4 separate regions of the Mus musculus genome follow, and all the other regions are linked to region 1. A link is a loop called in an ENCODE intact Hi-C map of the cell type or tissue named here. Cell type or tissue: left cerebral cortex. All regions are shown on one strand. Region 1 holds the start of Gm30849 (a long non-coding RNA gene). Region 2 has its middle 11 kb from the start of Gm39398. Region 3 overlaps Gm30905 (a long non-coding RNA gene). Region 4 overlaps Tbc1d2b (TBC1 domain family, member 2B).

Region 1 (8,000 bases):
TAGTCACAAATAATATAAAATACCTTGGCATGACTCTAACTAAGGAAGTGAAAGATCTGTAGGATAAAAACTTCAAATCTCTGAAGAAAGAAATTAAAGAAGATCTCAGAAGATGGAAAGATCTCCCATGCTCATGGATTGGCAGGATCAACATTGTAAAAATGGCTATCTTGCCAAAAGCAATCTACAGATTGAATGCAATCCCCACCAAAATTCCAACTCAATTCTTCAATGAATTAGAAAGAGCAATCTGCAAATTCAACTGGAATAACAAAAAACTCTTCTCAAGGATAAAAGAACCTCTGGTGGAATCACCATGTTTGACCTAAAGCTTTACTACAGAGCAATTGTGATAAAAACTGCATAGTACTTGTATACTGACAGACAAGTAGACCAATGGAATAGAATTGAAGACCCAGAAATGAACCAACACACCTATGGTCACTTGATCTTCGACAAAGGAGCTAAAACCATCCAGTGGAAAAAAGACAGCATTTTCAACAAATGGTGCTGGCACAACTGCTTGTTATCATGTAGAAGAATGTGAATCGATCCATACCTATCTCCTTGTACTAAGGTCAAATCTAAGTGGATTAAGGAACTTCACATAAAACCAGAGACACTGAAACTTATAGAGGAGAAAGTGGGGAAAAGCCTTGAAGATATGGGCACAGGGGGGAAATTCCTGAATAGAACAGCAATGGCTTGTGCTGTAAGATCGAGAATTGACAAATGGGACCTCATGAAACTCCAAAGCTTCTCCAAGGCAAAAGACACCGTCAATAAGACAAAAAGACCACCAACAGATTGGGAAAGGATCTTTACCTATCCTAAATTAGATAGGGGACTAATATCCAACATATATAAAGAACTCAAGAAAGTTGACCTCAAAAAATCAAACAACCACATTAAAAAATGGGGCTCAAAACTGAACAAAGAATTCTCACCTGAGGAATACCAAATGGCAGAGAAGCACCTGAAAAAATGTTCAACATCCTTAATCATCAGGGAAATGCAAATCAAAACAACCCTGAGATTCCACCTCACACCAGTCAGAGTAGCTAAGATCAAAAGTTCAGGTGACAGCAGATGCTGGTGAGGATGTGGAGAAAGAGGAACACTCCTCCATTGTTGGTGGGATTGCAGGCTTGTACAACCACTCTGGAAATCAGACTGGCGGTTCCTCAGAAAATTGGACATAGTACTACCGGGGGATCCAGCAATACCTCTCCTGGGCATATATCCAGAAGATATCCCAACCAGTAAGAAGGACACATACTCCACTATGTTCATAGCAGCCTTATTTATAATAGCCAGAAGCTGGAAAGAACCCAGATGCCCCTCAACAGAGGAATGGATACAGAAAATGTGGTACATGTACACAATGGAGTACTACTCAGCTATTAAAAAGAATGAATTTATAAAATTCCTAGGCAAATGGATGGACCTGGAAGGCATCATCCTGAGTGAGGTAACACATTCACAAAGTAACTCACACTATATGTACTCACTGATAAGTGGATCTTAGCCCAAAACCTAGGATACCCAAGATATAAGATACAATTTGCTAGACACATGAAACTCAAGAAGAATGAAGACTGAAGTGTGGACACTATGCCCCTCCTTAGAATTGGGAACAAAACACCCATGGAAGGAGTTACAGAGACAAAGTTTGGAGCTGAGACAAAAGGATGGACCATCTAGAGACTGCCATTTCCAGGGATCCACCCCAGAATCAGCTTCCAAACGCTGACACCATTGTATACACTAGCAAGGTTTTTGGCAAGGCCTTGTTCAATACCCCCCAGTATCAAACCCCTTTTCTGGCTAGCTGTGTGATAACACAGGGATGGAGCACCTGTGTTACCAACTGGCAACACTTTCCTTGATTTACAAGAGAAAAGGAACCAAGACAGAAGAAAATGTGAATTTTCACTTCCCCTATTGTAGGTATTAAACGTATTTTGCATTAATAACTTTGTGAATCAAGTGTATCTTGCCACAGAGATGGTTATAGTCCCCTTAGTTATTTGAAAATATAAAATGAAATCTGAGGCACTATCATAATTTAAAAAGTATGGTCAACTTTCCCATAGCTCAAGGGAAAGATTATTAGGTCCCCCAAAGATGTGCAACCATCTCTAAGCAGGAACTTAAGGTTTGGGGGGATGTTTATACCTGGATTTGAGAATCCTTAATCAAAATATTTCTCTCTGGTGGCAGATACATTATTGCATTTATTGGCTGTAAGCTGAGCCGATGAGTGGAACCTGATCATCCCTAAGGATTTTTAAGCAGGTGGCCTTCTCATAGTAACTGACAGGAGGCGTTCAGGAATTGCTAGCATATAAGCTTGTTTCATCTACTTGTGTTCTGTGTGTTTCACGAGAACATAGTATAATCAAAATAATTGCTTCATAATGGAATGGCATTTCTTTACATAGCTTTATAGAGAGCTGGGATTGGAAATGGTTGTTGTTGCAACACTATGATATATCCCTAACTAAACTCTGACACTTTAAATGGAAAGTGTACTTTTTATTTAAAAAAAAAATTGTTGTTCCCCCAACTGTGTGCCTGTTCTGACATTTGAAGTATACTTCCAAAGGTATCAAATCTTCACACATTGAAAATTTCTCAGAATAGAATACAAGTGTCAATCCAAAGAGAAGGAAAAACAATCACGCACACACACACACACACACACACACACACACACACACACACAATTATTTGCTTAACCTTTTTCATTGAGGTTAGCTTTTGTTACTGAAAAATACATTGTATACTACATCTAAGTTAAATACTGTATATATGGTACACACCAATTTGCCATTGTAAAGTTGAATATATAGATCCAGTTGAATACTATAGATCCAGCCAGTGTAGCAAACTCTATTTCACTGCTATAAACTTTAATCTGATGTGTTTTGATACAGGAGATGAGTATCTGAGATTGGTCCCTGATGTCAGTATCCTAGGATGCAAGCCTGGCTCCTTAATTACTATCTATATGACTTTATCCTCTACTCTTTACCTCACTGTACCTACATCTTCTCATTTGCAGAATTGAAAGCTACCTACTTAACAGGTTATTCTGGGGAGTAAATTAAATAAGAATGTGGAAAGCTTTGCCATTTTAATTAAAACGAAACAAAGCCCTGTTTAACCTACCAAGAGACTACAGATTATTTTAAGTAGAAACACTTTGCGTTTGCTTAAAATAAATTAAAGAGCAGAATACTTTGGTTCTTATGCATTCATTGAGGCAGTTCCTCTCACCTGAGAGGAACAGTACTAAACAGTTCTTTGATGAGGAATAATACAATCTTTATTTTCAAAGTTGGACTGTTTAGCATAAACCATCTGTGATTACAATACTGGTTTCTTGCTACAAAAGCCAGAAGCTCAGAACAGGCTGGAGCCTCACTCTTCAGGAATCTTTACATCTTCTCCTGTATCCCTTCCAGAGATGTAGAAGGAGGGAAGCAAGGAAGGACTAAAAGAACATGTCAGAGCAGCATACCAGAAGTAAATGTGGGGTATCAGGAGTGCCTGTGAGCCAAGTGAAAAAGTGAAATTAATTAATTTCATTATGAATTCATAGTGATGTATGCACAAGAACTGTGCAGGCTTAGTCCAGCCCTAACTCCAACATGGAGAGGGGAAGGGCACAAAATCCCACCTCTATCTAAGTGGCTACTAGATGTTGATAACTTCTGGAAGAAAGAAAGAACTTTTTCTTTAAAGAGGCAACTCCTAAGTGGGACTCCAGTAAGGACCACACATCCAAGAATTTATGAACAGCACAAACTGTACTTCATGAATTTTTAAGGGTGGGGTGCAGGTAGGATTTGGCTCAGTGGTAGAGAACTTACTTAAAGCATAAAAAGGGCCCTTAAGTTTAATTCCTAATACTGTAAAAGATGGATAAATAAAAAAGAAAATGGGATAAAAAGAGGACACAAAGTTGGACGTATAGACAAATGGGGTTGGATCTGGCAGGAGCTGGGGGAGGGAGCTATTATGATCGAAATGTATTTTGTGAAATTCTTAAGAAACTAAAAAAATTTTAGAAAAAAAAACTGATAATGCACACCCACATGAGAATTTTATTTTAGAGGGCTATTGCTGATGAATGTAGAAAAGTTAAATTGAAAAAGAATGTTGTTCTATTTTGTTTTCAGAAGTAAACAAAATACACTCTTCTAGTACACTGCATGTTATCAACCTCAGGAACCATTTTCAAGTGCACGGTGAATTTAACCCCATTAATGTTTGGAAATAGGATGAGTGGTTCAGATTCTGATTTTCATACTCAGCAAGCCTAACTGTAAGATACTCTTGCCTTATAGGGACATCTGCTGGCAGGTAACTAAAAGGTCTGCGAGAACAGGATACAGGCCTCGAAGCCAAGGCAGAACTCTGCAGCCTCACATGTATCTGCCTCTGTACACTGTTCATGGCTGCCAACATTCTAAATAGTATATCATTTTATGGCCCAGTGTTTCTCGGATCAATGATAATTAGTTGTGGTTAATTATTACCACCCACTTTTAAAAAAAAAAATACTGAAACCGTTGACACTTTTTCTGCTAATGTTAGCCATCAAAAATAATGGATAAAATAATTGATTCTTTCTGCTTGTTTGGTTAAACAAGAGTCACCTTCATATTCTGGTTTTGGTTTTGATTTTGGTTTTTGAGAAATAGTGCTGGATTAAGTCAGATATTAACGTCTTATAATTAAACTGCCCATCAAAGCAAATCTTACCCACAATGCAACAAACACCTTGCCCACGCCACTTCTTTAAGCATACCATACATTAGTAGGTTAATAGTATCAAAAATATTCACCACGTGCTTTTGGCTCCTATTATTTATACATGTAACTTTTGGGGAAAGTTTTCAATTATCAATAAAATCGCGCCTCAAATAAACCTCATTGGCTACGATACTACCACTGCTTCTACGTGGAACTTTTAAAGATAACGGAAGACTCTAATCAGCTAAGGCATCACCTGCCCATAGACATGATGTAATCATTAACTAATCAGAAGTAAATATTAGCAGGGCACATTTTCACAGGTTAACGTGCATCTTGTTAAGAATTGAAAGCTCAAGGAAGAGTGGGAAAGCTGGTACTCACAAAATCCGCACGCCAATGGGGAAAATACACACAGTCGGGATTGTTAGCATGTCGTCCTTCTTCTCTTTAACTGCTGCACCACATACGAGAGCCGTGAGATGTACACTGATGTTCTAATCGAGTTCAACTCATTTTCCTGAATTTGCCAAATCGTTAAGTCATAAAATACATTGACTTTCCAACATGATAAAATCGCCAGTCTTATAGCTTCCTTAAAAATAATGGAGAAAAACACATATGGTGCCCATCAGGTGTGAAAAGAATAAGTAAACCCAAGTCAAGAGGGAAAAATTAGTGTTTTTCAAATGTAATCTAGTTCACTAAAAACTCAGAAGCAAACCTAAATACATGCCTGAAGTGCCACTGTTTCAGTTTCGTCCCTGAAGAGCTTCACAACTAAATAAAAACTACTAGGGAGGTGGATATAGTATTAAATTTATTTTGTGATTTCTTATATAACAAACTCAAAATTTATATATTGTCTTATTGTTCCTAATTTACTTAACGTGTACTTCACCAAAGAAAGAAAATTTCAGCAAGTTACAATTTTTTTAATTTTTAATATTTTTTATTACGTATTTTCCTCAATTACATTTCCAATGCTCCCAAAAGTCCCCCATACCCCCCCCCACTTCCCTACCCACCCATTCCCATTTTTTTTGGCCCTGGCATTCTCCTGTACTGGGACATATAAAGTTTGTGTGTCCAATGGGCCTCTCTTTCCAGTGATGGCCGACTAGGCCATCTTTTGATACATATGCAGCTAGAGTCAAGCTACCCAGATATAGCTCTCTCTTGTGAGACTATGCTGGGACCTAGCAAACACAGAAGTGGATGCTCACAGTCAGCTATTGGATGGAGCACAGCGCCCCCAATGGAGGAGCTAGAGAAAGTACCCAAGGAGCTAAAGGGATCTGCAATCCTATAGGTGAACAACATTATGAACTAACCAGTACCCCGGAGCAAGTTACAATTTAAAGCCTGCCCTTTAGTAGATCCATGAGACAATAAAACCGTCCTTCCATGTTTTTCTATAGACTGTTAGCAGTCATATAATGCACCTGCAAAAGCAATTAGCTCATCAAACATGAATATAATATACAGAGTGCCCACATTATTACAGTTTGAGAACATTTATCCTTAATTTCTTATTATAATACTTTATTCAAACAGATTTTTTAACTAGCCAAATTGTTGCAAATAAATTTAAAATGGCAGTAGTCTTCTAAAAGATGCTCAAGAGGTTGCTTATAAAACATCAAGAACCAATTACAGTATAATAAAAGCAATACAGAAGATCAGATATTTTCTTTCAGAAATTTGGAAATAGAATGATAAAATTTATTTTAAAGTGACTGCATTTTTCCTGAAAGATAAATGAACCATTATTTACCATACAGTCTTATGAGATGTAAAAGAAAAAAATGTTAATCTCAGATGATATAACATAATCCATACATTAAAGAATGTTGTTATAAATCATACATACACACACAGGAAAACTGTAGGAAAAGTTTAAACTGTTTACTTTTCTAGTTCAACACAAATTCTTTTAGCTAATTATCATGAGATATTGCCTAGAAATTAACCAGTCATGTTGTGTTTCTATCTCCAGACTTACAATTAGTAACGCTATTAATGTGGTTCCTGTACTTTGCATTACTAATTATACTGCTATGAACTAATGGTGATAAAAATAGCAATACCCATCAACTACCAATTAATGCTTAATGAGAGCATATAAACCTTGGCATTGTAATGCATTTCAAAATTGTTGTTGCTCATGTTCCTTTGTAATTGTGCAAAAATGGGTAAAACCAGTAGCCACTATGATTGAAAACATAGACAACATAGTGATCACAGCATTGAAAAAAAATCGGAAAAATAAAGGAGATATATATATGTATATACATATACATATAAATAGATATATATATATAGAGAGAGAGAGGTGACATAGGTATGTGATTGTGTCAAGTCACTACAAAATCTAAAGATACATGCTAGAAAACCAACTCAATTGTCATAAACTCTTTCTGAAGGAATTTCTTCAATAGGGAAGACAGATTCTAATCAAGAGCAGACAGTGTAAGTGGACAAGACTGTGACAAACTAGTATATCTAGTCTCTTCTATGGGCCCATATAACTTCCATTAAAATTATTTACAGTCTTATCAGGGTTCTCCAATTAAGTATACATTCTCAACTGTCACGACTTTTGGAAGCACTAACTTTTTTCTCTCATCTTTGTATGCAAGTTAAAAATAAATATAGTGGTACGCCTTTCCTTCCTGTCAATTTATTGTTCTATAGATCAAACTGCTAAGCCTAGAGAAGACTAAAAAGACAGGAAGAAGACACATTGGGTTTCATCACAGTATTTTAAAATATACCGTTTATCTAAGGGTAGAAAAGATAAACTATAGCATCTTTCTAAATTAAGGATATACATTATAGCTCATAAAATAAGGATATGCATTATAGCCCAAAGTTGTTCTCAGCAAAGGGTCAAAGTGGTCCGGTATGGATTCCAAACACCTTCCCTCTCTTAGGCTCTCCTGAATCACATGTAGGTCTGGATCTTCCTACATGTTGGACCAATTCATTACATTTGTGGAGTTAAGTTTCGGCAGGAGCAGATCATAGTGGAGCAAATTTTCTCCTGAACCCAGGTCATCAGTTGGAAGGATAGGAGGGTGGGAGGGTGGCCTCAGCTCAAAGGTTTCCTCGTTCACACATAAGTACACTAGGTTCCCCAATGCTGTATGGAACACCAGCCTTCATGGTTACCTCTTCACAGAAGGCAGGTGTAGATTCCTTATATTGTACCTCAAAGCTACAAAGGTGAATGT
Region 2 (8,000 bases), 130 kb before region 1:
CAAATATTAATAGCAGTAACAGAAACAAAAGATCAGAATTGTTAGAAATCAGAACTTAATGATCCTTGTAGACATAACCAAATCTTACTTCTTATTTTAATGCTTAGAAATGTAAATAGAATTAATCACTGTAGTATTGTCCATTTAAGTTTTATTAGTAAAATACATATATTGCTTAATTATTTTTTGAAACTTTCATTAATTATACTATAGGATACCTTAGATGTTCATTTTATCTAGAAACATCAGAAATGTAGTATGATGTTTCATGAATGTTGTTATTCGAGATGATTCATCTCTTTTGTACAATTAGGATAAGAAGTAATTTGAGTTTCAGATGGAATTAAAGTTACCTTTTTAAGCATATGAACATGTTTTAGAGCCTTTTACAGTGTTTAATTTATTGTATTAAACATTGTTAATTTAGTGTATTAAATATCATTACTATTTTAATATTAACAGAAACAAAGTAACCTAATTGATTGGACCTAGTTAATACTTTTTTTCTTTTTATTAATTGAAAAAACTATTTCTATTTCAAAAATATAGCTATCACCAAAATGGAGGGAGGTTTTTTTGAAGATTTAAGTTTTGTCAATTTAAAAACTAAATTTCTTTTATTCATATTATACTGAGTAAGGTGAAAAAAAGTTTTTACAAAGATACTGACTCTGATTCATTTGAAAACTAGTTTGGAATAAGACAGGGGTTCTGGGTAAGAAAACAATCCTACCAACACAGTGTGTGTGTGTGTGTGTGTGTGTGTGTGTGTGTGTGTGTGTGTGTGATTAAGGACATAATATACTCATCATAACTTTATTAAAACCTAGATTACCATTACTTTATAACTTAGGTAATAGACTAAATAAAATGCTAAATATCATACATAACTATACTGGCTCATTTTTTGTGTCCACTTGACACAAGTTAGAATCAGCAGAGAAGAAGGAGCCTCAATTACAGAAATGTCCTCCTGAGATCCATCTGTAAAGCATCTTCTTAATTAGTGGTCAGTGCTGGAGGGCCCTGCCCACTGTGGGTTGTTCCCTCTTAACTAGTGGTCAGTGCTGGAGGGCCCCGCCCACTGTGGGTTGTTCCCTCTTAACTAGTGGTCAGTGCTAGAGGCCCCACCCACTGTGGGTTGTTCCCTCTTAACTAGTGGTCAGTGCTGGAGGGCCCCGCCCACTGTGGGTTGTTCCATCTCTGGGCTGGTAGTCCTGGGTTCTACAAGAAAGCAGTCTGGGCAAACTATGTGAAGCAAGTCAGTAAGCAGCACCCCTCCATGACCTATACATCAGTTCCTGCTTCCACGTTCCTGCCCTGATTTAGTTCCTGTCCTAACTTCCCTCGGTGATGGACAAGGATATGAAAGTGTAAGCTAAATAAATACTTTTCTCCCCAACTTGCTTTGTGGGCATGGTGTTTTGTTGCAGCAATAGAAACTGTGACTAAGGCAATAACCAGTTTTAAAGCCATCTAATTATAAAAGACTTAAGAAGCATAAATTAGGAGAATATTTTACTAACTTGGAATGTTTGATTATCAGTGTTTTTGAAGATGAATATTTTCCAATATCAATTTTCAATTGAAGGTGGCAGGTCTGAGGTGAGAAATGTGAATTTAAAAGTTCACTTCCTTGGGTTTAGGTGCACAAGTGAGTAAGAAAGAGTAAGTAAGAATATACAGAGAGAATCTTTTTTTCCTCCAGATTCTGAGGCAATGCCTTTTTCTTTCAATTGATGAAACCATCTGGTTTTCTTTGTCCTTTATTTAGAAAATATTTTTAAGTAATTTCGAATTTTTAGTTATGACAGTTAAAATAGATTTTAAAATCCTTTATAATAGTGTTTTTCTTTAAAATGTGATTTTTAATTTTTTTTACTTCTATTTTCATACAATCTAGTCATTGCCCCTCTCCTGGTCTGCCCTCCCATAGTTCCTCATCCCATTCCTCCTTCTCCCTGTCTCCAAGAGGATGCCCTCCCTCCCACTACCTCCAGGTCTCCCACTCCCTGGGGCCTCAAGTCTCTTAAAGGTTAGGTGGATCTTCTTCCACTGATCCCAGGCCTGGCAGTCCTCTGCTGTATAGGTCAGGGGCCTCAGACCAGCTCCTGTATGCTGCCTGGTTGCTGGCTCAGTGTCTGAGAGATCTCAGGGGTCCCAGTTCGTCGAGACTGCTGGTCTTCCTGTGGGGTTGCCATTCTTCTCAGCTTCTTCTAGCCTTTCCCTAATTCAACCATAGGGGACCCTGACTCCAGTCCAATGGCTGGGTGTAAGTATCTGCTACTGTCTCAGTCAGCTTCTTGTTGGGCCTCTTGAAGGGCAGCCATGCTAGGCTCCTGTCTATAAGCACATCATAACGTCAGTGATAGTGTCAGGCCTTGGAGCCTCCCCTTGAGACGGATCCCAAGTTGGGCAGGTCACTGGATCATCTTTCCATTAATCTCTTCTCTATTATTATCTCTGCAGTTCTTTTAGACAGGAACAATTCTGAGTTGTTTTTTAAAGAGATTATGAATGTTTACCAAAAAGGGTAAATCTTAGGAAGAAGCTAGAGCTTTAGTTAATTTTGACATTTTATAGGTATTATTTGCTTAATAGGCTAAAGTTTATAAACAGATTAAATATTTGTGCACTAAAGCAAGTTCCATGATTGTTATGTTAATGTTGTAGGAATTGTCCAAGATATTCATAAGGCAATGGCTATCTAACAAGCAGAAGCTTTGCCCAGTATAAGATATGAAAGTAAAAGTCTAATCAAATGTTTTGAATGTCTCATTTAATAAAAGAATACAACAAAGCCCTTGTTGTTCTAAGCCTGTCTTTTATATAAACATTAGATTAATTCTTAAGAAAACCTCACTGCTGCAAACACAGAATCAAACATTGATTTTATCTCATATTAAAATTTGACCTTAAAAATTAACAACCTTTGTATGATGCTCAACTTTTAAACCATATTCGCTTTGTTCAAGCTTTATTTTCACAATATTTCTACAAGATACTTTAATCTTACATTATTCTCATCCATTTTCATTTTGGAATAATCGTTATCTTGCAGTACAAAGTTCTTTCTTATCACAAAGCATTTTTTAAACTTCTATTGCCACAATTATATCTCATAACTATAACCTTTGTATCCCCTTTTTAAAAACATAATAGTTTTTATCATTATTATTGTTATTGTTTCCAAAAGATCTAGCAAACAAATTTTAACATTATAATTTTAGATGAAACTGCAGTAGGCTGTACCATGTTTTCATAGAAAACATGTGTGTGGTATTTTAAACATGTAACAATTATAATATGGGAAAATAAGTCAATTTGAATAATTATTTGTCAAAGACTTAAGTCATTACAGCAGGCACTTTAAAATACCTTTTGTTTTAAGGAGATGAACAGTATTCCAAATATATTATCATGGCATAATACATTAAGATTACCTGTAAAATTTAAGATGTTTTAAGATGTCTTCTGTATGTCTTTAAGCTTTTTTTCAAACGGCCATTTTTCAAATGTTTGAAGTTATATCTTACATTATTTCTAAGACGTACTTTGAAAACTTTTCTTGTGTTGTTGTGACAGTGGTATCAAAATATCTTTTAAAACCTTAAAATATTTTGTTTTAAAGCATTCAAACAAATATATAAAACATTTAAGTTCAGCTCTAAGTTACCATCTTGATCTTTGCAATAATGAGTTGGTCATCTTGGATGAAGGAAGTTTTCTGATAGGAAAAACGATGCCTTACATGGAAAGTGATCATCCTTCATGTATGCCCTCACGGAGCAGAGGCCGTGCTGCAGACCCAGAACTGAGACGAGGACCCAGGAGACAACATCCTGGGCTGAGCTGCAGGGTTAGATACATATATTTTCTTTTAAGAAAAAAATTTTAAATTGTTATTTAAATTTTAAAACATGTTAATTTCCCCCAAAGAAAGATCTAGGGCCACTAGCCATGTCTTTGTTTTACCAAAGTGATCACATTGGTTCAATATTCCTTTTTCATACTTTGCAAGTATTCTTCGATTGACATCCTGGACATGTGGCCAAGCTTACTTAGCCTTTCAGGGCAGTTGAAGCTGAATTTTTTTTCCCCTTAAGCTGGGCTAATTTAACTGCTCTGTTTTATATGAGAACTTACTCATGAGCCAATTTGATACCAAGTAAATGATATATGAAACATAAGCACACATAAACAGTGTATAAATACATAATCACACAAAAAGACAGCTTTGAAAGACCAAGCAAACATATACATCACATATTTTACATATAGCCTACCCATACGAGGAACTTTCATTTAAGTTTTATACTAAGAATATTTTGGAAAAGAGATTATAGGATTTTATGGTTCCTATTACTATTATATAAATGAAATAAAAGTTTTATTAATACATATTTATTTAGAATATATTTTGGAAGGAAATCTTATTAAATCTAAGTATTTAACATTAAATTTTATAGTGTAATGTATCTCTTATCATGACTCTACTGCTCTAATGATATTGTCTTATATAAACAAATCGCATTTTAAGATTAACAAATAAATTGCAGTTTTGTCAGTTGGTTCTTGGCCTCACGAATAAAAGAGTTAGGAAATAGATCCACAAGAAAGCTGAAGAACAACTCTTAAAGTTTGGGAGACAAATACTGGGCAGGAAGATTGTAACTCTCTGCAGCTACCACAAGGTGGAGTAGAAGAGAGAGGTTGTGCCCGATTTGAGTTGGGCCAAGAAACCAGGCAGGCTCATCAATGGAGATAATCAAGCAAACACACTGTGGCACTAAGAGATGGGTTTCAGGGAAAGAATTGGGGAAGCTCAAAGTGTCAGCGTCAGCATACTTAGGTTTTTGCCTAGTATCTGAAAGAATAAATGATTTCTGAAAAGAATGAGAAATGCAAAAGGTCGGGTTCCTTCGAGTAACTCAGAACAGGCAGTCTCCAGAGTACCACTTGATAGAGACTCTTAAACCATCTGTGGGGGAAGGAGCTTTTCTGAAAGGATAAGTCTTCTTAGAGGGCTAATTAATCCTCTCATCTCACTAGCATGGCTTCAAGTGAACCATCTTTCCTGAAGGATGGTATTCTCTCAAAGTGACTGACAATCTGGGCCGTCCATTCTTTTTTGTTTTGTTTTGTTTTTTATTGGATATTTTATGTATTTACATTTCAAATGTTATCCCCTTTCCCGGATTCCCCTCCAGAACCCCCCATCATACCTTCCCTCCCACCCACTCCCACCACACCACCCTGGCACTCCCCTACACTGGGGAATCAAGCCTTCACAGGACCAAGGGCCCCTCCTCCTATTGATGCCTGCTGCATATGCAGCTGGAGCCATGGGTCCTTCCATGTGTACCTTTGGTTGGTGGTTTAGTCCCTGGGACCTCTGGGGAGGTCTGATTGGTTAATATTGTTGTTCTTCCCATGGGGTTGCAAACCTCTTCAACTCCTTCAGTCCTTTCTCTCACTCCTCCATTGGGGTCCTCGTGCTCAGTACAACAGTTGACTATGAGCATCTGCCTCTGTATTTGTCAGGCTCTGGCTGTCCATTTTTAAAAGGAGTGAACCATAGCATGTCACATTTTGGGTAGTTTAAAATGTCATATCTATCTCTACACAGAGTCGGTGGTAAAACCTAGATCCCAGTCTTTGGACATACATGTTGTAACTTTATCTTAATGGGCTTCAACATAGCACAGACACCTCTACCTTTTCATATAGCAATGTGAACCCTAAGGCATGACAAAGCTGGTGTTTACCTTCCTAGACTTACCACAGGAATGGGAAGTGCGGTTGAAAGTTGACAATGGGGTGGAGTAATTCATCCTGAATAGCCTCCAAGATGGCTAATCCCTGTATCAGTTGTATAGCAACACAACAGAATCTCAGAATAAATGGTGGTTTTAAACTGAAGGTATTTGAGAACTTCAACGGATTAAAAAAAAAAAAGAGGAGTCCCATTTTCTTATGTTTCTTAATATATTTTAATTAAAATATTACATCACTTCCCCCCCCCCTTTACTTTCCTGCTTCTGACGATTCCTGTGTCCTCTCCCCCAGTCCCCCTCATGCCCCTCTGGCTCCTTCTCAAGTTGATGACCTCTTTTCTCTTTTTACATATTTATGTGTATATGTGCACAAATCTATAAAAAACCATCTCCTGAGGGCGTTCCTATTGTGTATGTGCATGGAATTCCAGGGCTGACCACTTTGTATTAAATAAGCAGTCAGGGGTCTCTTCCTTGGGAGAGCCGCCTTCTGCTGCTTTAACTCCCTCCCAGTGTTTCCTGGCTGGAAGTCCTACTCCTGTGATACACGTATTATTAATATATATTTTTAAAGGCATTACTTTTACAAAATGTCCAAATATAATTGATTACATTCGGCTTGTTGCAATGGATTCTTTCAGAGGGACAAGGAAATTGACTGTTACTCCTCTGAAGTCCAGAGCTGCCTGTAGTTCTTTGTCTAGGGGTTGGCACCCATTGAGATTTCCAGACCCTGCATCAGCATTTCTATTGACACGTTGGGTTTAGGCTGCCCTGTCTGATTCTACCCCTTGTTCCCTGGCGATCCCTGCGCCTTAGATGTGAGAGTTTTGTAGAAGATGTCTCTTAGGGCTGAGCTCCCCCAAATCCATTGATCTCTGCATTGTGTACAGCTGTGGTTTTCTTTCCAATTGGGGGCACTTTTAATAATTTAGAAGTATTGGTTGTAGACTTTCTTTGAAAGTCTGGTAGAATTCTGCTGTGAATCCATCTGGCCTGGGCTTTTTAAATAGGAAGATTTATTATTATTATTATTATTATTATTATTATTATTATTATTATTATTATTATTACTAAATCAGTGTCCTCCTTTATTATGAATTTCTTTGACATATTTTTCTCTTCTTGGTTGGTTGTTTGGGTGAATTAAAAACGCATCCATGTCTTTAAGAATTTCCAATTTAAAGAAGTATGGGTTTTTAAATTATTCTCTTATTCTGATTTTTTCTAGGGGGTGAGGGTGTCTACTGTAATGTTTCCTGTTCCTTCCTGATTCTGTTCATTTGGGCCATGTCATTCTTTGTTTTGGTTGGTTAGGCAAGGGTCTGCCAACCTTTTTATATTCTCAAAAAAAAAAAAAACATCAGTTTTAGACTCTTTGATCCATTATGTTGAATTTTTGTTTGTTTCTGTTTCACTGATTTCTGCTGTTTCATGCTGTCTATTGGACTTGAATTTGGTTTTTTTCTTGTTTTCCCACATTCTTGACTTACACTATTAGGTCATTTATGCTCTTCCTGATCTTTTACCTCAGCCACTTGGAGAAACAAAGTCCCCTCTCTACAACCACCTTTATCACGTTCCAGAAGTTTTGCTCCGTTGTGTTTTCATTTTCATTTAGTTGAAGAAAGTTATTTTACTTTCTTCCCAACTTCTTCTTTGACCCATTCAGCATTTAGTAATGAGTTCTTTAATCCCCATCAAGTGTATGTGCTTGCTGTAGATTTGTTTACAGTTGGTTTTAAACTCTACTTCATATGATTTAATAGAACACATAGAATCACTTCCGTTTTTATGAATTTGTTAAGGTTCATTTTGTGTCCCAATACGTGGTCTATTTTAGAGAAATTTCCATGGTGAACAGACTGGATATTCTTTGCTGCTTCGGGGAAACAGTCTGTAGTTATCTGTTATGTCCATTCAATATAAGATGTCATTTAGTTCTGAGGTTTTTCTGTTCATTCTGCCTACTGGATGAAGCAGTATGTTTAAAGCACCTCTTATTGGTTTGAGTTAATCTTTATCTTTAATTCCAGCTGTACTATTTTATGAAGTTGGATGCACCAGAGTTTGGTGCACCCAATTGCCATTAGGATGAAAAATACAATGGAAACAGGCAACCTCGGGAGATAGGAGGTTGCAGGTGTCAGGGGGGTGGGGAACCTCCAGAATGCACCAGAGACCTGGGAGGGGAGAGACTCTCAGGACTCAAAGGGAGGGACC
Region 3 (8,000 bases), 380 kb before region 1:
CATTCATCCTAAAAAGAGCAAGTTTGATGGATATTTGGAAATGCATTTTATTTCAACTGGTTCTTTTTCTCTTTTACACTGTATCTTTTAAATGTTGTCAATTCTGTTCGGATATATTTTTTTTCAAGGCAGTGGATATTTTAAAATTAAAACCTTACTATGAATTTGCCAGCTGCACTTTAGATTGCATGGGGCCTCAATGACCCAAGTCCAGAAAAATGAAATCACTATCTGAACTGCAAAACTGTTCTGAGACATTGTGACGACTCTTATCTCAGGAGAAACACAGTAAAAGGAATAAATCCTGAGTTTCCATTTCCTTCTGCTTTTCTCATTAGAAACACCCTGACTCTGAGGCTAGAAAAAATCTAGCATAACAAGATATCCTTTGAAAGGAAAGTACTCTCCACCTAGGAAATTCCACGTGTGTCCATGTCCACACTTTGTGTGTCACTTTCAGTATACTAACTGATCTATTTTGAGACTTCATTTACAGCTACAATCATGAATGACAGTGTTACTTTTCAAAAGTTAATGTACTTTTGTTAGAAATTTGCATCTTAGCCCTTCCATGTACCTCCTTATCTGGAAAACTACAATAAATATGTTTAAAACTAAGAGGAAAACATGTATCTCTCATGCTTGAGAGCAGTACTGCAAACCTCTTCTTCAGCTGTTGTCAAGACTGTGTTTTGAAAAGAAAATATTATCTCGGAACAATGTGATAAAACTTCATCGTATATTGCAATTCCCCTGTGTTAACCATAGCTGATGCCAACACATGTTCTGCATAAGTAGGGAAACACAAATTGAACTCAAAATGCCCCAAGAGTATTGTCCTCCGTAACACCCTGGTGTCCTGTGTGTGGCTGAATGAATAACAATTGAGTGAGCTATTAAGATGCTAAACAAAAGTCATCTAGGCCCATAATATGACTGTAACCGTATCTCAATACTGTATTTGTTTTTATTAGTTTGTGCAGAATAAGTCTTTTAATTTAAAAGGAATCGCACTGGGTTCAAGATAATTTGCTCCAGGAGTCTTTCTGAAAAGGAATCCAGCTGTAGTTCTTCCTAGTTCTTACATGTTTGGTATCACAGGCATCCATAGCCGTGGGTAGGATAACTTGCAGAATTTTTGCTTTACAAGCTCCAGATGTAGATGTTAGTCTTTAACTTTTAGTTTAGTTACCTAATAAAATGATATATATAGTGAGAGTTGCTAGAATTGACTGTTGTATAATGAGAAATTTTTCATGATAATTTATACGATATTTTCAAATAATACTTGGAAAGAATGAATTAAGGGCACTCAAGTATATACATATATACACATATACACACTTGCACATACACAAATAAACAAACATTGCCTTTCTTAAATATATTTTTAATGTATACTCTGTCCTTAAACTGGACTGCTGTATTTCCACATAAGTCTATCTCTATTTCTACCTCTCTGTCTATTACTCTTTCTCCATAGAACCGTAGTCATCAGGGAGTTTATCATTATCTTTCCAAATGTGGACTGTGGTCCATGTGATGTATTTGAGTACATAGTATGTGTAGTATGTGGGGTTGGGTTCAGAGAGAAGCGGGAGAAAAGCACAACCTGGTATTCTGCTTCTGTTCATATTTAATAAATAGTATTATGAACAGGACGAGATACCTTATAAACATTTACATTTCACCTAAGTTTTAGGATAGTTATCTTCCCTGGCATAAATATTTCCTATAAAATGTGTTGGGGATGTGCTGATGTAAGAAGACTCTAAAAACCCCAAGGGAGCTGCATCAATTTACATAGTGCAGGCAGATGTGATGTGAGCCTTCCATTATATTCTTGTCATTTTATATACTTGCCCATCTCTCTGAATGTTAGAAGAATTTTCTTAGTTCTAATATTAATCAGTTATTACTTAGGCCTCAGGTTCACGTTTTTTTTGAAGACATTTTAAGAAGGGAAAAATATTTTTCTCTCAGATTAGCACACATTGAATAGAAAGACTGAGATCTATAAGGCCATGGGCTGCGTTTTGCAGGGATAGGTTCTGGTTGAATGAGATCTGGGATGTGTGCCAAATTAATAGAAAAAATCCTGTTCTTCCTCTCCAATAGCCACAGTGTTCATTATTAAGAAAAGCATATGAACCACAGGATTTGATTTTAATAATACCAATGTCTTCATTAATCTGTATGTTCCATTTAGCCTCATTACTGAGCAGATGCTGAATTACTGAATGCACATTATTGTTGGACTGTACTTGCAAATCCTCTCTCTCCACTCTTTTATCATTCATTCAGGGCCATCATGCGTACGTCATGCTTTAAGACAGGTCTGTGGTCCTCACTGCTTTCTTTCCCCTTCTCTGGGGTGGGGGAGGAGGGAGACTTGTGGTTGGGCCTCTGGAACAGAGTATTGGAATTACTGATTTTCATTCAAAATGGTAATCTATGTTTGTGTGGTTGTTGTTCTTGCATTGTGATGCTATCAAGTCAAAAGGGTCTCCCTGTCACCTGGAACAGAGATGATATTTCCTCGATAGTCTCTGGGCCGCCTTCTAAATCAAGAGTGGTGATAGCCAACACTGCTTTGTATCCATGGAACAAATAGTGGCCTTTGTCCCACACAAGTCCCTAAACAAACTTAATCTCTCTAACACTGTGACAGATGACATTTAGATGTCCTTGTTACCCTTAAAATGAGTTTTATTGACAATCAGAGAACAAAAAGAAGCCCCAGATAAAGCCCAATGTTTTATAGGCTTGCTAACAACATCTCAGTGGCGAGGGTGAGGAGAAAGCCTGAAGTTGCCCCCATTTTCCCCTGCTTTGCCATATCACCATGACAACAGATATAGAAATCACTTAGTGACTCCTAGAAAGAAAACACAGTGACACAGTACCCCTTGTATGGCGAATCAAACTAAAGCCTTCATTCAAATGGCTATTCAGCTTGGGCATTCATGTAGAGGATAGGGTGGGTTTTACACAGGTAACTACAAGAGAAAGGCCAGCAAGCCCTCCAGCCATAGCATATGGCAAACTCTCTGTCTAATTAATGCATCCTCAATAGAATTTATCCATTTTAAATTTGTTTTCTTTTCCTTGAAACATCATTAATGTAAAGGGCAACATTAATCAACATCATGGAACTTAAAAGGGCATTAAAGAGTGATCTTTTTTCCTATGCAACAAGAGCCTTTTCAAGTAGTTGTGTTAACGACAGTGAATTGAAGGAACAATCTGAGTTCTCAATTGGAAGTTAAATCTAGAGAGGCCTCTACTGGTGAGTTCCTCTCTGTGCAGCTGATCTAGTGGAGCTTCCCCGGGTAAAAGCAAGAGGAGTGTGACTTTCCGCTTCTATTGGGAAGTTTCACATAAGCTGGATCATCATTAAACACAGTGTACAACATAGCAAATGATAGCATTCTCATGTTTGCAGTGTCTGAATGCTTTCTCTCATGTAATAAAAACTCTAGAAAGCTCTGGTTGGACAGATGAGCTGCTTGGATAGCTTGAGATATCACGAATCAACAATGAGATAACAGGTTATTGTAGTTACGGTTCCTTAGGTAAGTCTCCCACACAAATGTCGATTTTAAAACAATTTTAATAGGAAACATTTTTTCTTATATTTAAGTGTGGAAAAATATACTTTTTTTCACAACTACCTACATATTCTTTACATTAACAAAGGGACTGAAAAGTCTTCAGATGAAGTAAACATATTTGAAATTATTTCTGGAAAAACTTAAAAGTTTATAGCCATTCTATAATAATATGTAATAACTGTGATTTAACATTCACATATCACTGAAGCACATTAAGTTAAAATTGGCTTCGCAAATTTTAAAGTAACCCTTGGAGGCAAAAAGTCAGACTTTTAAACCAGACTTTTTAAATTATTCAGCATTTCCTAGAATAAGAATATTTATTCTGTTTCTACATGGGAAATATGCTAGCTTTTTCAGGTTTATTTTAAAAATATGACCTGGCTTTCCAAGTGTTATTGAAATGTCGACTGTGGGGTAAAGGCTAGTGCTTACCCTTGAGGTTTTTTTTTTTTTTTTTTTTCAAAATTCAAAGCTGCAGCTCTCCTCTTGATTTTTGATATTTACATTTCATCTTAAATATTATTTAAAATCTGATCATACCAGGACACTACTTATTTACTTCTACAATGTCCTTCAAGACTTCCGAGAATTAGTTTTGTTGCCCTCGTTGAATTGACCAACATGTTTTTGGAAGAGTTTTTACATTTCAAATGGCTTCACATTTATTTGGGTATATTCACGGACTGTTTGGAAGAGCCTTCTTAGTAAACTACCTTCTGCATTACAAAGGCAAGGCATGATCTTTGCCGTGAATTCTGTACTGAGCTCACCACCTTCTAGTCCCAATTGTGACACCTACTGGTAGAAGGAGGAATCAAAAATAGTTTTTGTTTGCATTTTGCTTTATTATTTTGGAGAGTGTTACTTGCAATTCTGCTGATGTAAATAAAATTTCTGTATAGTTATTTCTTAAGCTCAGTTTTGGGGTAATAGTGTAACTATTTAATTCAGAGAAGGAAAAGAAACCCATATGAAGTATGTTCTAAATTCATACCGACATATATACTTAAAGTCTTTGGAGCTCTTACACAGTACAGAAAATGAGAAGCAAGTTAGAACAAGGTGAGGAGTCAAAATATTTCATTAAATATTTAACATTTTTTATTTCTATAAGTGTTTGTGAAGGGTTATATGTTGAAGAAATAGCAAGATTGATAGAGAAACAAAAATAAGTTTATATATTTATTTTTGTAGCAGCCTAAGAGTCAACAGTCTTTGAAATTTTAGGCTGATATAGCTAAGAATGCACTTCCTGCATGTGGATAGTTTCACAAAACAGCAAACTCGGAAGCACACTGAAATGTGGTCATTTCTACACCGAATACAGGGTTGATAGAACAGTGTACGGGATAAGGACATACTTGAAGTCACAAAGGAGTCAATATTTAAAACGTTATTGAAAGATGAATATAGCTAAGCAAGCACGGTAGACCTCTTACTTCTCCTTGAAGCTCGAGTGAAGTTACTTCCGATATTTGTTTTAAATGTATAAGATTGCTGTATATATCAGACAACTCTGGATTTCTCATGAAGCATACAAGGACTATTATAAACTTCAGATGTCTGAAATCTCACATTCAATTGGGATTTTCTTCTTTTGTCTAGCAGTTCGATTGTTAATCGAAAACATTGATAACTTGGAGACTTTAATCCCATGGGGAAAAATGAACAATAAAAAAACAATTGATTTCAATGGAGACTTCATTTATTAAGTTAGACATTTTTAGTGCAAAATAGGCCTGATATTTCTTTTAGAAAACTTAAAAATGTTTTTGTGTATAAAGAAAATACACTAAAGTACAGTGCTGTTTTGACTTGGTGGGTATGTTCAGCTATAAGTGAGCCAATGAATCACTGACTCTCTGATACACATTGATGATGGTACTTGTGAATTATTGTGAGGAAGTGTGAAAATGTCTTATAAATTATTGGGTAGGCAGTTATATTGGTGCCTTTGAAACCTGCTTTGTTTCTGCTGTGTGCTTTTGTTTGTACAATGTAGGCATATGCTCTAAAATGTCATTCAGATTACAAACATGCGGGGAGTAAGGGAGCACTTCCGCTTCCGTTTCACAACTTTTATTTCATCACATTGCTTCTCAGTCAACTATCAAAATCACAAGTTTCCTTCCTTATAGTTTTAATCAGAGAAAATTTTGTAGAAAATTGATCGTGAAAAAGAGTACAGGGAAGCAAAGAATGCTTTAAAACTCACACCGGTATACAAAATCACTTGGCCGGCATCCTAGAAACCTAGTGGATACACACTGTGTAGAGGGTAAAACAAAGAAATACGGTAGTTCTAGGGAATAGAAAAGTTTTGGTTTGGTTTGGTTTTCCTGAGAACCTGACCTGGCAATTCAACTGATCATTAAACACGACTGTAAAGAACAGCTCCATTTCGGCCCTTAGAGAGTTCATCCAGAGATTGCAGGAGGGATTTGTATAGAATAAAGCTTCACAAAACCGAAGGCTGTCAAGGGAAATAGTATCCAGGAGGACAGGGCAAGCCAACCACCCCTTCAGCAGCAAAAGCTCAGAAGACAGCCAGAGGCAGGTCTGTGGCTGCCAACACAACTGCCTACCACGTCTGCCAAGGAGCCAGAAGCTGCTTGTGGGAGAATATCCCTTACCCTTAGCATCTGGGTCCTGTGATTGTTATCCAAAGAGACAGAGTGGTAAGAGATAGTGGAATAAACAGCATCCTATTAAACACACATACACACACACACACACACACACACACACACACACACACACACACACGACGTTGTTTCTGTGTACACAGGGAAAAAAAATAAGCTATGTGTGGCCTCAAGTTAGAGAGAGTTTTTTTATATTGAAACTCTTTTAAATGAGATGTGTTCTTTGTTATGTTGTCCTACTTCATAATGAGATGAGCTTCAATAATTACAGTCACTAAAATCTTTGATTTTAAAAAATAAGCAGGATTTTAATAATATTTGTGGGTATTTGTAGATGTGCACATTCCATATGATTCTGTATTTCTTAGGAGTGTCTGCTTCTAATCCACTGACAGGATTATTTAAAACTTAAAGATTGATTATAGACAAGCAAATTGAAATGCTCTTTAATATTGAACTGGGGAGTTTTGCTATTTTATCACTGTTTACTTCTAGGAGATGAAGTGTCAAATATATATTCATAATATAATAGTTAACTCTTATTCAATATGTGCTATGGTATATACATATGTAATATATAGTTCCACATATGTAACATTGACACAGTCATATATATTACATATATTTTAAAGTTTCAAAAGTTTCTTCTAAAGTATAATTTGCACTAAGATACTAATGAGTGTTTTGGAAGTCTCCAAATATGGTACTGCGTTCATAGTCATTATTAATTGAAATATAGGGATGAAACCAGGGAAAATGTAGAGAATTAAAAGATTAGAAACACCTTGTGGTTAATGTAAAGTCCATAACACAGTCTCATATAGAGAATTTGAAGGTTCTTATTATTTTTAAAATAATCAACAGCCCCCAGTTTCTTCGTATTCCATAAAAGAAAAAGGCAATATCTTTTCTTTTAACTACTGTTCTCCTACATAGAAAAGAATGCAGTTCAATGTGTTGGTAATATGCTGTGTCAAAAGATAATTTGTCATATTAAAATTTATAGCAAATCAATTCCACTGTACATATTAGTGCAGACCTTTTAGAAAAATAATTTAATATATAAATACAAAGTGAATTTATTATTAAGACCCTTCTTATATTAAAGTAGCATTAAAATTTCAGTTACTTTGTACTAACCATAAAAATAGAAATGTCAAGACCACAAGTCCAGTTACTATCTTACTCATGCTGTGTGACATCGCACATTTGTTATTATATGATATAATATGCATGCATAAATAATATACATGCATATATAGCATGTATTTTGTGATATGTAAATATGATGTCATGCCTTTAATTGACCTTAAGCATATTTTACATGCATAGGCTGTATTTTCTTTTTATTTATGCCAAGTCCGAGATAACTTGGGAATGTACAGAAGTCTGCTGGCATGAAGGTGACGTGCAAGGGGGCGAAGTTCTTCGGAAGTGTAAAGGCACACAGCAAACAATCCACGTGTTTTGGGTTTGATGCTCACCATCACCACACTCACAGAAAGAGCCTTTGAGCGTGATGACACGTGTCCAGAACCAAGTCACTCTCAGAATCATTGAATCTGAACTCCAAATATAGCATTTTCACACAACATTGAAAGTTATTGTTTCCTATTGCATTCTGTGTAGTGGTGGAGAAGTCTGAATTGAAAATGAAGCTTGATTACAGGAATCATGAGAAGATAGGAGAGAAAATCCTAAACATTTCATTTCATTAAAGGTTTTAAATGTTCAGCTG
Region 4 (8,000 bases), 110 kb after region 1:
ACCCTCATCACCTTCAACTGGTTTCTGGTGGTATTTGTGGACAGCGTTGTCAGCGACATCCTCTTTAAAATATGGGACTCTTTCCTTTATGAGGGACCAAAGGTGAGTGGGCTCTGCAGCTATACGCACTCGTCGGACTGTGACAGGCTGTGTCAGTAGTGGCAGAATGGCTGATTCTCCTGGAGCTTGTGAGGTTACCACAGCACCAAACTTACCTCCCTGTGATGGGTTCCTGCAGGCCTTGGGAAGCAGCAGTCACATGCTCATCCGTGAAGACCCTCAGCCTGAAGCTAGGCATGGTAGCTCCCAGGGAGAGCCTGTCACAGAGTAACCTAGCATGATGCTCAGTAGCTGAGTGGGCCAGCCCTTGCTGTGCTCATACAAGGCCTCTAGGTTCAGTCCCTGCCCTCCAGCTGCCCACCCCCCCAATACTGCACTATACCATAGCACAGCACACCAAAAGTAAACAAACAAGTGGCTGGTGGAACAACGTAGCAAGCCCCTCCGACCTCTATAAACGAACAAATAGACACACTAAATAATAAATAAATAAATAAATAAATAAATAATGTTAAGTAAAAATAAAAACTAAACATAACTAAGAAAATATAGTAGGAAAACAGTCTGTCTCCTCAATTTATATGTTGTCTTTCATGTTTCTTTTTTTCTTTATTGGATACTTTATTTATTTACATTTCAAATGTTATCCCCTTCCCTGGTTTCCCGTCCAGAAACCCCCTAGCCCATCCCCCTTCCTCCTGCTTCTTTGAGGGTGTTTCCCCATCCACCCACCACTCCTGCCTCCCCGCCCTGGCATTCCCCTACACTGGGGCATCGAGCCTTCACATATTTCTTAAGCGTTGCTTTTAACTTTACTGTGTCTTGGAACTAGTTCTGTGTCAGCACATAGAGAACCTGTTTCGTAACTCACTGGAGTTTCCTCGTGCACCATAGCCCCTGATGGTGGCCACTTTGGTTGCTTCCAATCTCTTGCTGCTTCAGAAAAAGCTACACCCAGCTCTCATGGGACTTTTCATCTCTCTGCATGTGTGCAAGTGCATTATAGATTTAGCCCAGCATTGCAGGATCAAAGGTTGGTCCATGGGTAGCATTGAGGTAACAGATGACCACTCAAAAGGGCCTTTTGCAGTCACCCCATATGCAGATTCAGTGTCCAACACAAAGCATTGCCACTTTTATAGTCTAATTTGTCATTAATACAAAGAACTTTCAACTAGAATCATAAACGCTGCTCCTATTGGGCCATAGGTGAAGAGAACCATGAACAATTTAACCCTATAAATACCACTTACTAAGTATCATACAGTGTGGGCTAGAGTAGCCATTCAGGGCTCTTAGATGTGGAAATAGCAGTTTGTTCCAAAGCTGCCTGAACTTGTAAGATCACCAGGAGTTCACTACCCCCCTAGCCTTCCCCTTAGTACCCCAAAAGCAAATCAGCAAAATCCACTGTTATTTCACCATATTGAAAAGGCGGTCAGAACCAGCCGAGACTATGCCTGGCTCTGGAGTTGGCAGTTTCACATTTTCAGTCAAAAAAGCCCAGGTTTTGATCTTATGTAAAAGTGGTGTCTAGATATGTATTCTTTGTTGACTACAAAGGTTAGTTAGCCAAAAGTGAAAGGATTCCACAAGTCAGTCAGTCACCTTACCTCCTAGGAACACGGCTGCCTTGTCGGAAACCACAAGTATTTGTTTTATTGTACCTAAGGGCCTTGTCCAGTCCTGGAAGTCACCCTTCGGTTCAGGTGTCCGCCCAAGGGCAGGGCCCTCAGGATACTTCCTCTAGCCAGCCCCAGGGAGAACTTCAAAGCCCAGCCTCGTGCAATTACCGTTTCCCTGGCTTTCCTGCAGGTTATTTTCCGTTTTGCCCTGGCACTTTTTAAATATAAGGAAGAGGAGATCCTGAAATTGCAAGATTCGATGTCCATATTCAAGTATCTGCGTTACTTCACTCGGACTATCCTCGATGCCAGGTGAGTCCACAGGCTCCTCAGACTCGGGGTTGTCCAGGGTGCCGTGGTGCTCTTTCCTAGAGAAAGAAATGGGAAGGGCCATGTGTTACAGGAGTGAGATGGTAGATAAAAAGACAGCCCTGAGCGCTGAGGTTTCCAGAGGGAACATGCCTTTCCTGATCCACAAACGTAGTGTGAGGAAGCCCAAGCCGTGCCTCAGGGATGCCTTGGGGCACAGAGGTGCTCAGAGGAAACATGTTTGGGAACAACGAGAGGGGCCACCAAGTTTGTGCCCGGCTGCTGGGGCTCATGGCTACATCCTAGCCTGGCTCCTTAGGCCGTACTCAGGAATTTTAGCTTCATTCTAATCGTAACAGAATGTCACTGAAAGATAAGAGGATTGAGGCAGGACCAGCCACTGGGAGGGTAGATGGTGACTGTTGAAAGTCCCCAGGAGGAAAGGTGGTGGCCCGGAGTGGGGTGTCCTGAGAGGTGGAGAGAAGTGGGACAGATGGAAGAGATTGGGGATTTTGAAATTGAAAGAACCCTAGGTTTCCAGCTTGAAGAGGAGTCATGAATCATGTCCCCACATGTATACACACACACACCTTGGGCCACGTGGCTATTTCTTGTCTGGGCTGCCATTTTCCCTAGGCCACAATTAGTGGCTGCTCTGGTTCCAGCAGCTGGGGTAGACCTTGGCAACGAAAGTAGTTGGCAGAAGCTATACCAGGTCTCTGGGAGGTCGTCGCTGTTTTTAGGATCTTTCTCGTAGGGAGTACATTTTCAAGATGGCTTTAGGCTTAGTGCCTAACTAAGACTAACTGGATTTGTGCCCAGTGAGAAAGGGCATCTGAAAGTGTTTGCTGTGCAAGACTGGTGAAAGGTTCAGGGTGAGGATTGTGTTCATGTCGCATTGGTTAAGATTATTAAGAGTAACTGAATGAATTCCCACATGACAGTGGAGAGCATTTTGGTTCCAGAGATGGATTTGCCTCACCATGACACTCTTAAGGGGGATGTCAGGGCTGCCTGGAGATAAATCTTCCTCCTCTACTTCCTGTCACCATTGGACAGAACAAGGCAGCTCCCATCTTGCCTGATCCTACAGCGCCCCCTGGTGAATGGCTCATGATGCAGTTTCCCCTTTGCTTTAGAAAGTCAAGGCCACAGACCAAGAGCTCCCAATATGTACATGAGGTCCTGGTCCTATTCCCCCTGTCCTGCAACCTCCCACCTCCTGGGAGGTTGCTGAGGTTGCTGGTGCCTTTGTTCCACCTCCACACTAGAGTTTCAGTATTTTAAGGAGCTGCCCATACTAGCTGTCTGAGGTGAGGCAGTTCCGCAGACTAGACAGGTCTTACAAAGTGGTCAGGCGTTTCCATAGCCAGGTGCATTCAGGAGACACCGGACGATGCAAGATTGAACTGGTTGGTGGCTGCAGGGTCCATGAGAGGCTGGGCATTCAAGGGCAGTGTCTGGGTTCCCCTATTTTGCAGCCCGGGCCATGTTGCTGTTGGCTCTTTCCAACTAGAGGAGTAAAGGAATAATGCCATACCCCCTTTTTCACTTTGGAGCAAGGCCTGAGGTTTCTGGCTTACAGAGCCTGTGGCTCATGTAAGAGAAAGGACAGTGGTAAACTCCTGGATCCCAGTCTCAGTGGCATACCCCAGCTAGCTCACAAGGCTGGGCCTGAGACACAGCTGGGCCTCGTCGGGCCTCTCATAACCTCCAGTACTTGCCTGTCCTAGAACAAACGCATGGAGAACTTGGCCTTTAAAGAAGGCAGGCCAGTCTCACCTTTTCACTTCCTTACAAGAGAAGCTGTTGGAATATAAAGATGAGAAAGGTGCATATCCTTTATACACCCATGCTAAATGGAGCTCAGGCCTTGGAGCAGCAGGTGGCTAACAAGGGAATGAGCCCCTGCTATCAGGGAGCAAGACCATAGGCCTGGAAGAATCAGTTGGGAAGTGACCTATCCCTTGGCATAAGAGAAGCTCTGTCTTTCTGTGATACCAAGGAACCAGTACAACTGACCCGTGAGTGCTGGAAAGCAAAGCCAGGCGTGCCGACTGTCCCTAGCTCTATTTTTATTACAGACTGTCCAGTAGCTGAAGTATTACAAACCTAAGACATTGTTGTCAGTTGGTGCATTGAATGCTGCGTGTACCTCTGTAGAGTGCATCTTGGCCCAGGTCACACTGCAGATAGGATCTGACGCCATCACCATGCCTAGTCCGTTGGTATCAGGACAGTTTTCCAGAGAATCATACTCACTGACCCCTGCTATCTCTGAGTGAACACCAGGCTATTAGTGCCTACTACATGTAGAAACCATATAGAGTACACCTCCCATCGCTTCCAGGGTGCAGATGGAGAATCAGGTCAAAATGGAGTCTGAGCTCACTGTGCCTTCCGCCTCTCTGCATAAGCTGGGCCTGGGTTCCCAGGGTGATATTCCCCCATCCCATGGTACATGTGCCTTACTCCCTTCTCTGGTCTCTAGGCAGTGCTCTGGGCACTCACCTGAGCTCTGCTGATGCTCATCTCTGCCCTTTGTCCCACCAGGAAGCTGATCAGCATCTCCTTTGGGGATCTGAACCCCTTCCCCCTGCGCCAGATCCGGAACCGGAGAGCCTACCACCTGGAGAAGGTCCGGCTGGAGCTGACAGAGCTGGAGGCCATTCGAGAGGACTTCCTGCGTGAGCGGGACACTAGCCCTGACAAAGGCGAGCTAGTTAGCGATGAGGAGGAAGACACTTGAATGGATCCCCACCCTAGGATGCTGCTCTTCTTGCCTTCCTTCATAACCAAAAGTAGCAAAGGCACATCACTGCACATCAGCTGTCAGATTGTAACATCTACAGCCTCTGGCTTCTGCTGGGCAGATGTCCAGAGCTAAGCTGCACTTTCTCATCTCCCATTTCGGGGCAGGGGGCAGGTGGCTTTACAGCCATTTCCGTGTCACATGCATCATATGCTTGCTGCCTGATTGGTGACTCACCGGGTGACTGTTTCCAAGGGCCTGTTTACAGCATCTGCCAGTTGTGTGCGTGTTTCGCCCCACAAAAACTATGTTCCACATCTCCCTATGCTCTTTCTTTTACCCAAGGGCAGCACTGTGGAGGAATGTGCAGGGCGCCACAGTGTGGCTGCTTCCAGGGTCACAAGGTCACCATAAGAAGAGGGACCTCTTTAAAAAGCAAGCACACAACTGGCCTCCCAGGCTGGCGTGGGAGCCCTCTGCTGGTGGCTTGGCACTGCCAGCCGCAGTCCCTTCTGGACTAGCCTTTGCTCTCCTATGTAGCCTTTCAGACTGCAGCACTCCCCCTGATCTGCAGCAGTGCCCACACTTCTCACTGCCAGCTGCTTTGCCAGCTGTCTGTCCCAGATTGCAGTGGGGCTAAACACATCTCCAGGAGCTGCTGTAGGAAGCTCTTCTAGCTGGGAGCTGACTTGTAGACACCATTCTCCAACTCTGGCTGGCTTGGGGTTCCAAAGGGACCTTGCAGTAGACCCAGCCCTGCATAAGGGAACATAGGAAACTCTCAGATCTGTGGCTTGTGGGCTCCTGGATTCAGGGCTCTAGAATCTCTCCTGCCTGACAGCTGGAGTGGGGCTGACTGCCAGCTTCCTGCATCTGGAAGCACCTGGAGTGGTGAGTTCTAGTCTCTGTGTTGCCTGGATTATCCTTGTCTTCAACAGGGATCTGGGGCCACTATGGCCTCTGGAATAGCAGACTCTGGGGACTTGGAACACTTCTTTCTTGAAGCCCAGAGAGGGTTTGAACAAGAAAGGTTATTTTTGCTCAGTCCCAGCGCATCGCTGATGGGTGACTGTCATGAGAAAGCATGTTACACAGTATTATGGGAGCACAAGGGAAACAGCCTTGGACTACTTTACACTACCTGGGGGAAAATTGGAAACAATCCTTAGTGTAAACACACTCAGACTCAGGAGCGGAGCAAGACAGTTTCGAGAAGCGCTTTTTCCATGACCCATTTTCCTGTTTTTGCTGTCTGCTTTCTAGCACTTGAGTGGCTGAGTCCATTTTTCAGTATCTAGACTATGCTTAACTTCTCCAAAAGTTGCTTCATTTATTACCATGTAAAAGGAGCTGGTCTCTCTATTTAGCCAATGGCCTTTGCCTATCTTCAGGTATCAAAAATGTCATCCTTGTGTCTTTAGGATGGTGGTTTGAGGCCTGGTTTCTTCAGGAAGCTTGTCTGGAGCTGGACAGTGGTCTTACTGCTATTCCAGAGCCTCCCTGAGACCAAATGCAGGGAGATGCCCCACCCCCTTGGAAGTGCCGGCTCTCAGCCTTGGGGACAGCTGTTAGGAAGTGCCGCAGGGTAGGGTTGCCCCAGGGCTCAGTTGCCATGTCAGTTTCGTACCAGAAGATGCCAGTCCAGATGTGCATTTGGTGTAAATTTACTGGCGGGTTGCTTTTGTCCTGTATGCTGGTGGAGGAGTCTTTAAAGCACCTGGTGATGCCGGGGACATGGCTTAGAACATGTGCCTGGTGTGTGGGACTCTGGGTTCCAGCCCAGTGATTGGAAACGAAAATCTCCAATATGCATGGGGTCCTGTTCTGCCATTCCCTGAGAGACGGCATTAGTTTCTCAAGCAGTTAGCATCAGTGCTCAGGTAAAAGTCTCAAGAGGCCCCAAGGGGAATGCACAAATGCACACTTAGAGGCTCTCATCCCTGGATAAATGACTCAGTGGCTTCAGAGCTGAGAAGGAGGGCTTGCCCTCTTTCCAGTTTGGGGACAAAATGGCAGATGCTTGTCCCAGAGGCAAGGCTCCGGTGACTGAGCCATCTTCTCCCATTCCCTCATCACGGAGACTGTCTTTACCCTCCTCTAGTGTTCCTGAGGTTCCAGACTTCTCCCAGCCACCGTGGCAGGTACCCCTCATGTCAGGGACTGCCTCGTGCTGCTTTTCATCTGAACCTTTACCCAGCATGCAACGCATGGCTCCTGCCTGGTGAGCCTCGTGGGCTGAGAAAGCCAAAGCACAGCCTCCAGCGTGTGGGTCCAAATGCACGTGCCACAGTAGAGGAGCACCCTGCGCTTGGCGCCCCGTCTGGTGGGACCTACCGATATTCCAACCGTTGACACTTTTATATTTTCACTACATTTTATATTTTTATAGACTATTTTATATTAAGGTTTTTCTAGATCCTGTACAACTTTTATATAACAAGTTCTATTTTGTGTGCACGACTCCCCTGTATGTATTTATATCAACCCGAGCCTCCCAGATTGCAGGTCCCTCTTGTGCCACCTTTTCCTCTTAGCCTTGACTGTCCCTCTCCTCTGCTCACCCAGGTAGCCTCAGGGGCTACTTCTAGCCGTGATAACACCCGAACAGCAGTCACTGGTCAGCATGTACTTCTCTGGTGTTTGTTAGCTGTGGTCTGTTGATACAGGAAGTACTCTGGGCAGTACCCAGTCAGGTTACCACACTATGTTACCGCACAAACCCCTCTCCCTCAGTACAGTGGGTGTCCTGATGCAGCGACCTCTGGGTGGGTGGCTGGTCAGGAAAGTCCTCGAAGACAGAGGCTAGATGCAAGCCCGATGTATGAGGCTCTGCTCCTGTGGGCAACTAGGGGACTTGAGGGCACACTGCCAAATGACTGTCCTTTCATATCACAGCAGCTTCCCTGCTCATCCTTGAGTTAAATGTAGACTTGTAAAGGAAGAAATAAACTAATTTTTATTACATTCTGCCTCAAAAGGTAGGTGTAGTCATTTGTGACAGAAGCCTCTACGTGGTCTTGTGGTATGGGGTGTACATGAGGGCCTTCTCCAGTTTGCCAGCCTCATGATTCTTATGTGTCTTCTCTTGGTTCCACTGGAATGGGAGACAGGGTGCCCTTCTTGACACTGGTAGGCCTCAGTTGCCCTGAGTACCATGGGTGAACTATGGGCAGAGGCTGAAGTCATAAGTGAAATGCTGCCTGTTTCCAGACAGTTTACCCACCCCACACCTCCCCCCTTGGGAGATAGGCACC

What was found. Peaks named below come from ENCODE experiments on the same cell type or tissue, not always from the same donor. Only the 100,000 strongest peaks of a DNase experiment are listed, where the experiment ranks them.
Region 2: it touches region 1 in a loop (3-fold over the local background); 5 of 42 quality-filtered maps call a loop at or near these places.
Region 3: it touches region 1 in a loop (3-fold over the local background); 2 of 42 quality-filtered maps call a loop at or near these places.
Region 4: it touches region 1 in a loop (6-fold over the local background); 8 of 42 quality-filtered maps call a loop at or near these places.

Annotation. Positions count from the first base shown.
Region 1 is chr9:90,312,884-90,320,883 of GRCm38, reverse strand. Gm30849 (a long non-coding RNA gene) reads right to left here and starts at 5,436. Exons shown (of 2, transcript XR_379695.1): 1 at 5,149-5,436; 2 at 3,245-3,555. It also overlaps the pseudogene Gm22717. In left cerebral cortex, CTCF peaks have their summits at 2,261, 4,359 (motif pointing left) and 6,048; a DNase peak (open chromatin) is centred at 4,366.
Region 2 is chr9:90,443,870-90,451,869 of GRCm38, reverse strand. No RefSeq gene overlaps it. Among named protein-coding and RNA genes, the nearest start is that of Gm39398, 11 kb to the left of the region's middle. In left cerebral cortex, a CTCF peak has its summit at 4,686 (motif pointing right); a DNase peak (open chromatin) is centred at 4,739.
Region 3 is chr9:90,695,642-90,703,641 of GRCm38, reverse strand. The region is part of intron 1 of Gm30905 (a long non-coding RNA gene); the gene reads left to right. Among named protein-coding and RNA genes, the nearest start is that of Gm30905, 5.3 kb to the left of the region's middle. In left cerebral cortex, CTCF peaks have their summits at 3,285 and 4,419 (motif pointing left); DNase peaks (open chromatin) are centred at 3,292 and 4,375.
Region 4 is chr9:90,201,770-90,209,769 of GRCm38, reverse strand. Tbc1d2b (TBC1 domain family, member 2B) reads left to right here. Exons shown (of 13, transcript NM_194334.2): 11 at 1-102; 12 at 1,876-1,997; 13 at 4,548-7,723. The coding sequence ends at 4,743. Among named protein-coding and RNA genes, the nearest start is that of Adamts7, 43 kb to the right of the region's middle. In left cerebral cortex, CTCF peaks have their summits at 3,089 (motif pointing left) and 5,227 (motif pointing left); DNase peaks (open chromatin) are centred at 5,224, 6,994, 7,379, 7,962 and 2 more places.